Linked DNA regions of Mus musculus: region 1 is linked to region 2. A link is a loop called in an ENCODE intact Hi-C map of the cell type or tissue named here. Cell type or tissue: heart. All regions are shown on one strand. Links, peaks and the distances in the headings refer to the core of each region. The heading gives the core; the rest is flanking DNA. Region 1 holds the start of Washc2 (WASH complex subunit 2`). Region 2 holds the start of Mbd4 (methyl-CpG binding domain protein 4).

Region 1 (4,388 bases), core at 188-4,187, 350 kb before region 2:
TCAGCTCAGTGAGCCAGGTAGGCTGGCACAGGCAGCACTGAACAAGAGTCCTCACCAAACCCCATGTCTCAAACAAGATGGAATGTGAGGTATGGCACTCCAGTTCACACTATTAAATTATGCAAACATGCATCAGCAACAGCCTACTTGGCACTCTGCTGCTTTTACAATCCCAAATCACGGGGTTATGATCTTAAACATTTATGAAATTGTTTAATAATCCTCATCTAATAATTTCAGGATGCTGTGGACTTGAGTAATTCTCTTCTCACTGCTGGGTGTAGGGCTGTAAGCCTGTAACCTCAGAGGTGAGAATTTCTCTCCAAATTCAAGGCCAGCCTGGTCTATATAGCAAGTTCTACACTAGTCAGAACTAATCCTGAGCTGCTAAAAAAAAAAAAAAAAAAAAATACAACCGCCCCCCCCCAATGCCTTTCTACAAATTAATTCAGAAAAATATTCTTGGATCAGATGAACTAAGCTCCCCCCACAGCCCCCCACCCCACCCCCTGTTCTCAATACATTCCTTTCCCTTTGCTAGATGGCTCCAGGCATGCCTGCGTCTTTTCTATTGTAATTCTACCAAGATAATTTATCTGTGTATTCCTAGCAGATTGCAGGAACTCACTATGAAAACAAAATTCACATACACTTTAGTTAAAGGCCAGCAGCATTTGTACTGGTGACTCTGTGTCATATATTCATCCAAATTGAAAAACTGGTGCTGGCGGGACAGTAGTGGCCCACACCTTAAATCTCAGTACTTGGGAGGCAGAGGCAAGTAGATTTCTGTAAGTTCCGGGCCAGCCTGGTCTACAGAGTGAGTTCCAGGACGGTCAGGGCTACACAGAGAAACCCTGTCTCAAACAAACAGAAGGAGAAAAAAGAAAAGGAAGAAAAAGAAAACTGTAGATGACGAAATGCAAAGCAGACATCTGCATTCACTTACACAACTGAGGGAGACATGATGGACCTACATAAAGTCTCTAGGGACTGAAGGCAAAAGTGGGGCACGTGAGGCCAAGCCAGGCTTAGAGCTGACCATACTGAATGAGCACAGTGGCTTTTTTGAGAGGCACACAACTCTGCTCAAATGGTAATTGCCCTCAAAACTAAAAACAGAAAAACCAGCACGAGGCAAACCTTATTATTAGATGTTTTTAAAGGTTTGTAAAACCCATGAACTTTACTGATAAAAGACACTGATTTCAGAGAAAGGAGCTTCAGTTACCAAGAACCAATCTATCCACCAAAACTTAGAAGAGAACCTTATTATCATTATAAATGACAATAGTTCTTACTCCCCAAAAGGGATTATTCGAAAGTCAGATACCATAAAACAACTCACATTCTCAATGAACTGGGTATTAGACAGCATGAGGAAGTCATTGAACACATTATGCAGACGACAATGTGTGGCTTTGGTCTCCTGAATTAATCCATCCACCTGCTTCTTGATTTCATGAGTCCTGGAGATAGTCTGCTGTGAGAATTCCTGTAGAAACTGTAGTAGCTATTTTGAAAAGAAACATACACAAGTATCAACACTACATGTGATTTAAAGCAAAACAAACAAACAAAAAACCCCTCCCCTTTTGCCCCTATGTTAAGAAAAAGGGATGATACTGTTGATCTAAGGTCAGGTGACCCTGGAAAGCATTAAGAAAGCTCATCAGATAAGTTTGTCCAGAACACAAAACCAGTATCACATTTCTACAGGGATTTAAAGCCCTGTTTGGTTGTCACGCTCCAGAGACCACATAGTGTGACAAAACACCCCAAATCCCACTTGTATGAAAGTTCTGAGCTCTTAGGTCCCGAAGTGAGCAGATCTACTCAAAAATATGTGCTGCCCCATTTAGCCCCAGTTCTAATACAGAAGGGCCTCCGTAGAGACAAAGCAGTCCTTGGAGAGGGCAGAAACAGAATCTGCTCAGCAGGATGGCGTGGAGGGCAAGGTTGAAAAGCCACTGCACGGAAGGAAACCCGCGTCTGCGCGGCAGAGTGCTGGGTAGAAGCCCACAGGGCCGCCCTCCCCGGTGTCTGAGATTGCGCCTTTGAATACTGGAGGAAGCGTGTCCCCGAGGAGGGGTAACTACAACTCTGTCCCTCCCTTGGCCCCGGGTCCCCCGCTCACACCGGCGTCAGCCGCCAGAGACCAGTTCTGACTGCTGCGGCGGATCTCCTCCACCGACCAGGGCCGTTCCCACACCGGCTCGGATGCCGGAGGCCGCTCCGAGTCGGGGCTCGTCCGGTTCATCTACAGCGAGAAGGACAAAAAGAAGAGCTGAGTCTGGGGCGAAGGATCCAGCCCTGCCCTCCTGGGCCGCCGTCCTCACCACGATGACACCGCCACTCAGCAAGCTCCAAAGTGACTACGGGAGTGGCTACTACACTGCCCACCCAGCGCGGTGGTAATCACATGGTTCACGTCACGTGATGGTGTCCTCACGTGACCTGGGGCGCAGCCTCTGATCGGGAGCTATGGGTTAGTAGCTCCTGGGTAATTGGGTTTGACCAGAGAGAAGGTGTTTAAGCGGCCAGCTAGTGCGAAAGAGGCGGAAGGTACCAGTGGGGCCCATGCTGAGGAGTCCCGTGGCCTACCAGGTGGGAGCTGAAGAGGAAGGAGAGCGGAGGACGACTTCCTGGATGTGCGGCGGCTTTATTGATTATGCATGTGATGTGAGACTAGCCCAGGGCCACAGTGACCCTCAATGTGTACATCTGCTAACCGGTTTGGTTTCAGTTCAATGTGGATCCGCTTGAAATTCTTGAAACCCTCAGCTGAGATTCAAGGCCGGGAGGTGGAGGGGTAGAAATCGAAATCCAAAGCTCCCCTGGCTGTCCACTAGCACTTCCTTGTGAACAGACCCCTTTCTGAGTTGGTCTTGCCCAGACTGACTTTTAGAAATAACCCCTTATCTTTCCTTTTTGTGTGCCCGAGAACAAGTTACTTAGCTTCTTCTATAAGCTTTCTTCTGCATATTAAAGAAGCAATACAGCCGGGCATGGTGGCGCACACCTTTAATCCCAGCACTTGGGAGGCAGAGGCAGGCGGATTTCTGAGTTCGAGGCCAGCCTGGTCTACACAGAGAGAAACTCTGTCTCGAAAAATAAAAATAAAAAAGAAGCGATAATAGGTGTTAAAACAGATAGTGCCTGGTATATGGTGAGTGCTCACCTTAGATCTTATCATTTCTCCTGTGCAGATTATTTTTCCAACTTTCAGATTTTGCTTTGTGGCCACCTCCGTTGAAACCTCATTAAAGATTTCTCTTTGGTATGCAACTAAGACAAATGAAAACCTGCTCAGGTAAAAATCTGCAAGAATTTTCACTGTAGTGTTGATCCATACCCAGAAAGCAGAAGCAATCTAAATGTCCATCAGGTGACGAATGGATAAACAAAATGCTGTAGAACCACGCAATTCACCAAAAGAAATAAAATGCTGATATATGATAGGGCATGAATTAACCTAGAAATACTTCAATTGAAAGAGGTCAGTCATATACATGAGCACAGGTTATTCTATTTATATGAAATATCCAGAATGGATCAATCCAGAGAGAGGAAGTAGGTTGGTGGGGGCCAGGGATTGAGGAAAGAAGGGAATGGGGAGTTAACTGCTTATGAGCAAGTAGTCAGCTGTGAACTAGTAAAGCCAGGGTAAAGGCTCAGGTTGGTTTCTGTAGCATTAGTGTGATTGTATCTGTGTTGCTGTTAGGGTGAGCAGGTGTTATAGATAGACATTAGATTTAGGGTTATGATTAACATTGTGGTTATGGTGCTATTTTGGGGGTTAGGGTTAAGGTGGCTGTCTTAGTTATTTTTCTATTGTTATAATAAAAATTACCTCAGAAGCAACTCATAAAAGGAAGGGTTATAGTTAGGATTTAGTGTTACGGTTAATGCTGAGATAGTTGTGAATTATGGTTAGGAGAGCGTTAGTCTTAGGGTGAGCGTAACAGATGAAGGTTTAATTAGGATTAGGGCAGCCTTAATATTCATTACACAGCTGGGTATGGTAGCACACAATTTCTTTATCCCAACCCTGAAGAGGCATATCTAAACTGATACATGTTTGTGTGAAGGCAGCCTGGTCTTAGCTTAGTATTAGTGTTAGGGAAGGGTGTTTGACTAAGGTTAGCTTAAGAGTAGTTTTAATAGAGTTTAGAATACAGTTTGAGGTAAGCAAACCCCTTGAGACCTAATACTTGAAAGGCAGAGGTAGACAGATTATCTGTGAGTTTGAGCTCCAACTTCTCTACATAGAGAGTTCCAGGCCAGTCAGAGCTGCATGGTGGCATGATATCTCAAAAAAAAAAAAAAAAAAAAAAAAAGGTTAGGGTCAGAACTAGAATTATAGTTAGGCTTAGGGTTGAGGGTCA
Region 2 (4,388 bases), core at 194-4,193:
GCTGCTGGCCTACAGAATCTCTGCACCTCCTGCTCTAATAGACTGCTTCAAATCTGTAACAGCCCTAAAAGCAGGTAGCCAGTCCTTACTGGTCTTTCATTCACTTATTCCTCCATGAACACACACACATCTACTCACTAAATACTAAAAGGCTCCAGAAACATTTGGAAACAAAATACAGCCATTGCTTTTACAAGGTTAAAAGACTTCTGGGATAAACAGATTAAAAAATAACTCTTACACCCAACAGACTCTTAAGCACAAGAGCAGAACGAACAAAATTCTGTGCCAGGGGTTGAGAACAGAGCAGAGCAGGCTGCATTTGACCAGCAAATGTTTTGCTTGGCTCACATGGTGTTTTACTTTGTTTTTTTTTTTTTTTTTTCTAATTAGGTGCCAACATTTAAAAAATCAGGACATTTCACACTTCAAACGCAGATTCCTAGCTTCTGGTAAAAATAGGAAGATCTGCACACACTAGGCCAAATTTCTACCCATGATAATTGGCAGGAGCAGAGCAGCAGCTGCCCCTTTCATGCAGAGTGGGAGCCTTCCAGTTTGCCACAGCCCTTGTTACTCCCTATTGCTCTGACATGGAAGCCAATGCTTGGTTGCCAGTGACTGCCACCTTGTGCACCGGTGCTCCTTTTTGTTTGTTTGATTGTCTCACTGTGTAGCCCTGGCTATGCTGGAACTCACTATGTAGACCAGGCTGGCCTCAAACTTAAAGAGCTCCAACTTCCTCTGCCTCCTGAGTGCTGGGATTAAAGACATGCATGGACCACCACCCCTGGCTGTGGGTAATCTTATACTAGAGTGAAGAGACAAGTAATAAACTCTGTTATTACCTCAGCACTGCTGAAGATGAGGCAGGAGAACTAGAAGCCTAAGGCCAGCTGGGCTACATGGGACCCTGTCTCAAAAAAGTATTATCAAAGCCTTCTTTAAGTGCTGAGCTATTTATTGAGGCATGTGTACCATGGAGCACTTTTGGAGGTCAAAGGGCAACTTGGTCCTCTCCTTTCACCATGTGAGCCCTAGGGATCGAACTCAGATCATTATCCTTGGCAGCAGATTCCTTCAACTGCTGAGCACCCTACTGCTAACCTCCTCAAAGGTGTTTATGAAAATGAAAGGCGCTGGCAAGGTGATGCGTTCCAAGTAGCAGGGTGTACAAAAATGTCCCGCAAGTAACAGAAATCCCTTCTATTTAATACAAGTAAGGGCCACCCATTCACGTGACTCACCTAACTGAAATCAGAGCCTGGGAGAACTGGCTTTGAAACAGGGTGGCCTGAGCTTGCAAGCTGGCTCCATCACACCCAGATATGTGTACCTATCTGCCCTCTCTATAAGTCAGTTTTCTCATCTGTAAAGTGGAGATAATGACAGTACCTACCTAGAGCTGCTGTGAAGAGACACTGAGGTAAAGGGCACAAGGTCTTAGCTAGTGTTGGAATCATGTCAGCACTAGCTGCTCTTTGTGCAAGTTCCTCCAAAGCCAGCCTTGAGGGACGTTCAGGATCTCAGGAAAGGTCTCACAAGGAAAAGTCTCAGGACAGACAGTGGTGGGGAACAGACCAGACCATCTAAGAAGACTCTGAGTCAAGCTGAGAATTAGTCAAGCCAGAATTTCCTGAAATGTGTTCCTGGCTGGTGGATTTTAATGACAAAATAGAATAGGATATCAAATCATACCAAATTAATTAAGATGACAGAGTCATTCTATTGTCATTCTCTCTTTTTAAAACACTTTTTGATTTTTTTTTAAAGATTTATTTATCATGTATACAGCATTCTTCCTGCATATACACCTGCTGGCCAGAAGAGGGCACCAGATGTCATTATAGATGGTTGTGAGCCATCATGTGGTTGCTGAGACTTGAACTCAGAACCGCTTGAAGAGCAGACAGTTCTCTCAACCTCTGAGCCATCTCTCCAGCCCAATATTTTTTTTTACTATATATTTTTTTCTTTTTCTTTTTTGTTCGTTTGTTTTTGTTTTTAAAGACAGGGTTTCTATGTGTAGACTTGACTGTCCTGGAACTTATCCAAAGTGCTCTTAAATACTAAGCCTTAATCCTCAGTATTTAAAATTAAGCTTTAAATTAAGCTCACTCTTAAGTACTAATTTTGAAAATACTCCTCAAACTTCCCAATCAAGAGATGTCTTGACTTGATCGCATCTTACATGTTTCTCTGACCGTACATGGAAATGTCCTGTTTCAGACACAGTAGATCTCAGCTCAGGTGGAAATGCTCAGAACCGAGATGCAAGTTACTCACACCGTTTTGTTTGTTCCTGCTCGAAAATTTTTAATCCCGGCACTGGGGAGCTAGAAGCATATGTATCTTTGTGAGTTCAACGCCAGCTTGGTCAACATAGTGCATTCCAGACCAACCAGAGCTTTAAAGTGAGGCTCTATCTCAAAAACAAACCAACAAAAACAGGAGAAATTTAAAGAATGTCAGATAAACAAAAGTGTGGGCACTTTGAGGATGGTTAGGAAGCTGAGAAAACACTGGTGGGTGAGGAATTTTGAGAAGAGAGAAGTGAAATTGGATGATGATGACGTATAAACTGCTCCAGCCTCCCTCAGATGATCCCTATGCCCCTCCAGGAATCTCAGCTTCTCTTCCATTGGGAAGTTGAAGGCACGGAATCAGAGTCCTCGGTCCAGGCCGCAGGCCCGTTGCCATGGCAATGCGCCGGTTCCTGCCGCCTCCCCGCCATCCCCGAAGTTCCCGCTCCTCACCACTGCTCCGCTTTGTCTCTCCACGTCAACACGGCCCTCATCGCCGTTTCCCTCACGCTTCGGGCCCCTCCTCCCAGCCTCGGCAGCAACAGGCTTCTTTCCACAAACCACTTCAGCTACCTGCGCTACCCTTAGCAACGCACATGCGCAATGAACCGCGCATGAGTTTCCCAAAGCTCCAAGTGCGCATGTACAAAAGGGAGCCCACCTCCTCCGCCGAAGCGCCGGGCGCGTAGGGACGCAGGAGGCGGAAGCGTAAGTATGACACGAGCGATTGGTCCGGAAAGGTGGGTGGGGCGGGGAGTCTTGACGACAGAGGGTTTGATTGGCGGGACCCTGGCTGTGGCATCTGTAGCTGAAGCGGTGGCGGGAAGGCTGCTGTGTGGGTTGATTGACTTTCACGTCGGTGTTTGGATTCGGCTCAGTGGTTTGAGTTGTGTTTTACTCCACCTCTCGGCCTGGAGCTGCAGCTGCGCCCCAGTGGACCAAAGCAGCAGGGATGGAGAGCCCAAACCTTGGGGACAACAGAGTCCGTGGAGAGAGCCTAGTTCCAGACCCGCCTTGGGATCGCTGGCAAGTTATTAAACCTCTCTCGGGCCTCAGAGGAGTCGCTCTTGTGTGGGTCTTCCTAACCTTTAACACAAGGTGGCACCTAGAGCTGTCGCCCTGTGGGAACAAGACTAGGGTGTACCCGATTCCTTGGCCGAACTGACTGGGGAGCTTGGAGGACAAGGGAGGTTTTGTGATGCAAGCAGGTTAGCCTGGGCCGGAAGGGACCCTCAGAAATAGCCCTATGACAAGTCACAGAGGAAGCTACTGTTGTGTCCGGGCTAAAATGATGCACGTATTTGCATGTCCCAAAACTTGGGCGCTCAAACACTTTTAAGGGCTGGGCATTTAACTAAGTTGGTAGTGTTTACGTAGTAAACACAAAGCCGAGGGTTCGAGCGACAGCACCGAATATCCGGGCTTGGCGGCGTCTGCCTGTGGAGGCAGGAGGATCAGAAGTTGAAGATGAGTCTCTGGTACGTCGTGGGTTCAAAGCTAGCCTATGGTACATAAGATTCCCGGCTCAAAAGCAAACAACAAAACTTTTTTTTTTTTAATGCTACTTCCTTTTTACAGATGGAGAACGGAGATTTTGAGCTCAAAGTGACTTTCTCTTTGGAAGATCAGCTAATAATAAGTAGCGAGCTGGGGTTTTGACCCATTTTGTTAACCTAACAGTTTTGTAGGGATTCCCTCAGGTTTCAGTTACCTTGTCTCCCTATAAGATCCTTCTAGCTGATACCTAACGCCAAATTCCATCTAAGAATGCCATGGTTCTAATTGTGGTTAGTCTCTAGGTCTTGCTTAGTGTCCCTATTTCCCTATTTGTAGAAAGTAGGTTGGGTTAGAAGGTCTCTCTAGAGACCCACTTTTTTTTCTTTATGTGTTTGTCTATATACGTAGGTGTTGGTGGAGACCAGAGGAGGTGTCAGGTTCACTGGCGCTGGAGTTGCAGGCAGGGTGTTATAAGCTGCCTGATGTGGGTACGGAGTCTCCTGGAATATGTGCTCTTAACCACTGAGCTATCTCTCCAACCCCTCACTTTTAAAATGTATAGTTTAGTGATTAAAATACACTGTACTA

What was found. A loop is a pair of places that touch in the nucleus more often than their neighbours do. Peaks named below come from ENCODE experiments on the same cell type or tissue, not always from the same donor. Only the 100,000 strongest peaks of a DNase experiment are listed, where the experiment ranks them.
Region 1: a loop joins it to region 2, with 2.7 times the contacts of the local background. A loop is called at or near these places in 1 of 42 quality-filtered maps.

Annotation. Positions count from the first base shown.
Region 1 is chr6:116,206,079-116,210,466 of GRCm38, reverse strand. Washc2 (WASH complex subunit 2`) reads right to left here and starts at 2,434. Exons shown (of 31, transcript NM_026585.3): 1 at 2,340-2,434; 2 at 2,138-2,260; 3 at 1,349-1,513. The coding sequence starts at 2,260. It overlaps 9530062K07Rik (RIKEN cDNA 9530062K07 gene), which reads left to right and starts at 2,474. Exons shown (of 4, transcript NR_131013.1): 1 at 2,474-2,565; 2 at 3,210-3,313. In heart, for the core only: no CTCF peak of the experiment used is centred there; a DNase peak (open chromatin) is centred at 2,426; H3K4me3 peaks cover 1,947 bases; H3K27ac peaks cover 1,389 bases.
Region 2 is chr6:115,852,078-115,856,465 of GRCm38, reverse strand. Mbd4 (methyl-CpG binding domain protein 4) reads left to right here and starts at 3,125. Exons shown (of 8, transcript NM_010774.2): 1 at 3,125-3,329. The coding sequence starts at 3,256. Ift122 (intraflagellar transport 122) reads right to left here and starts at 2,938. Exons shown (of 29, transcript NM_001167763.1): 1 at 2,757-2,938. The coding sequence starts at 2,797. In heart, for the core only: CTCF peaks have their summits at 1,834 (motif pointing right) and 3,207; a DNase peak (open chromatin) is centred at 2,975; H3K4me3 peaks cover 2,096 bases; H3K27ac peaks cover 2,923 bases.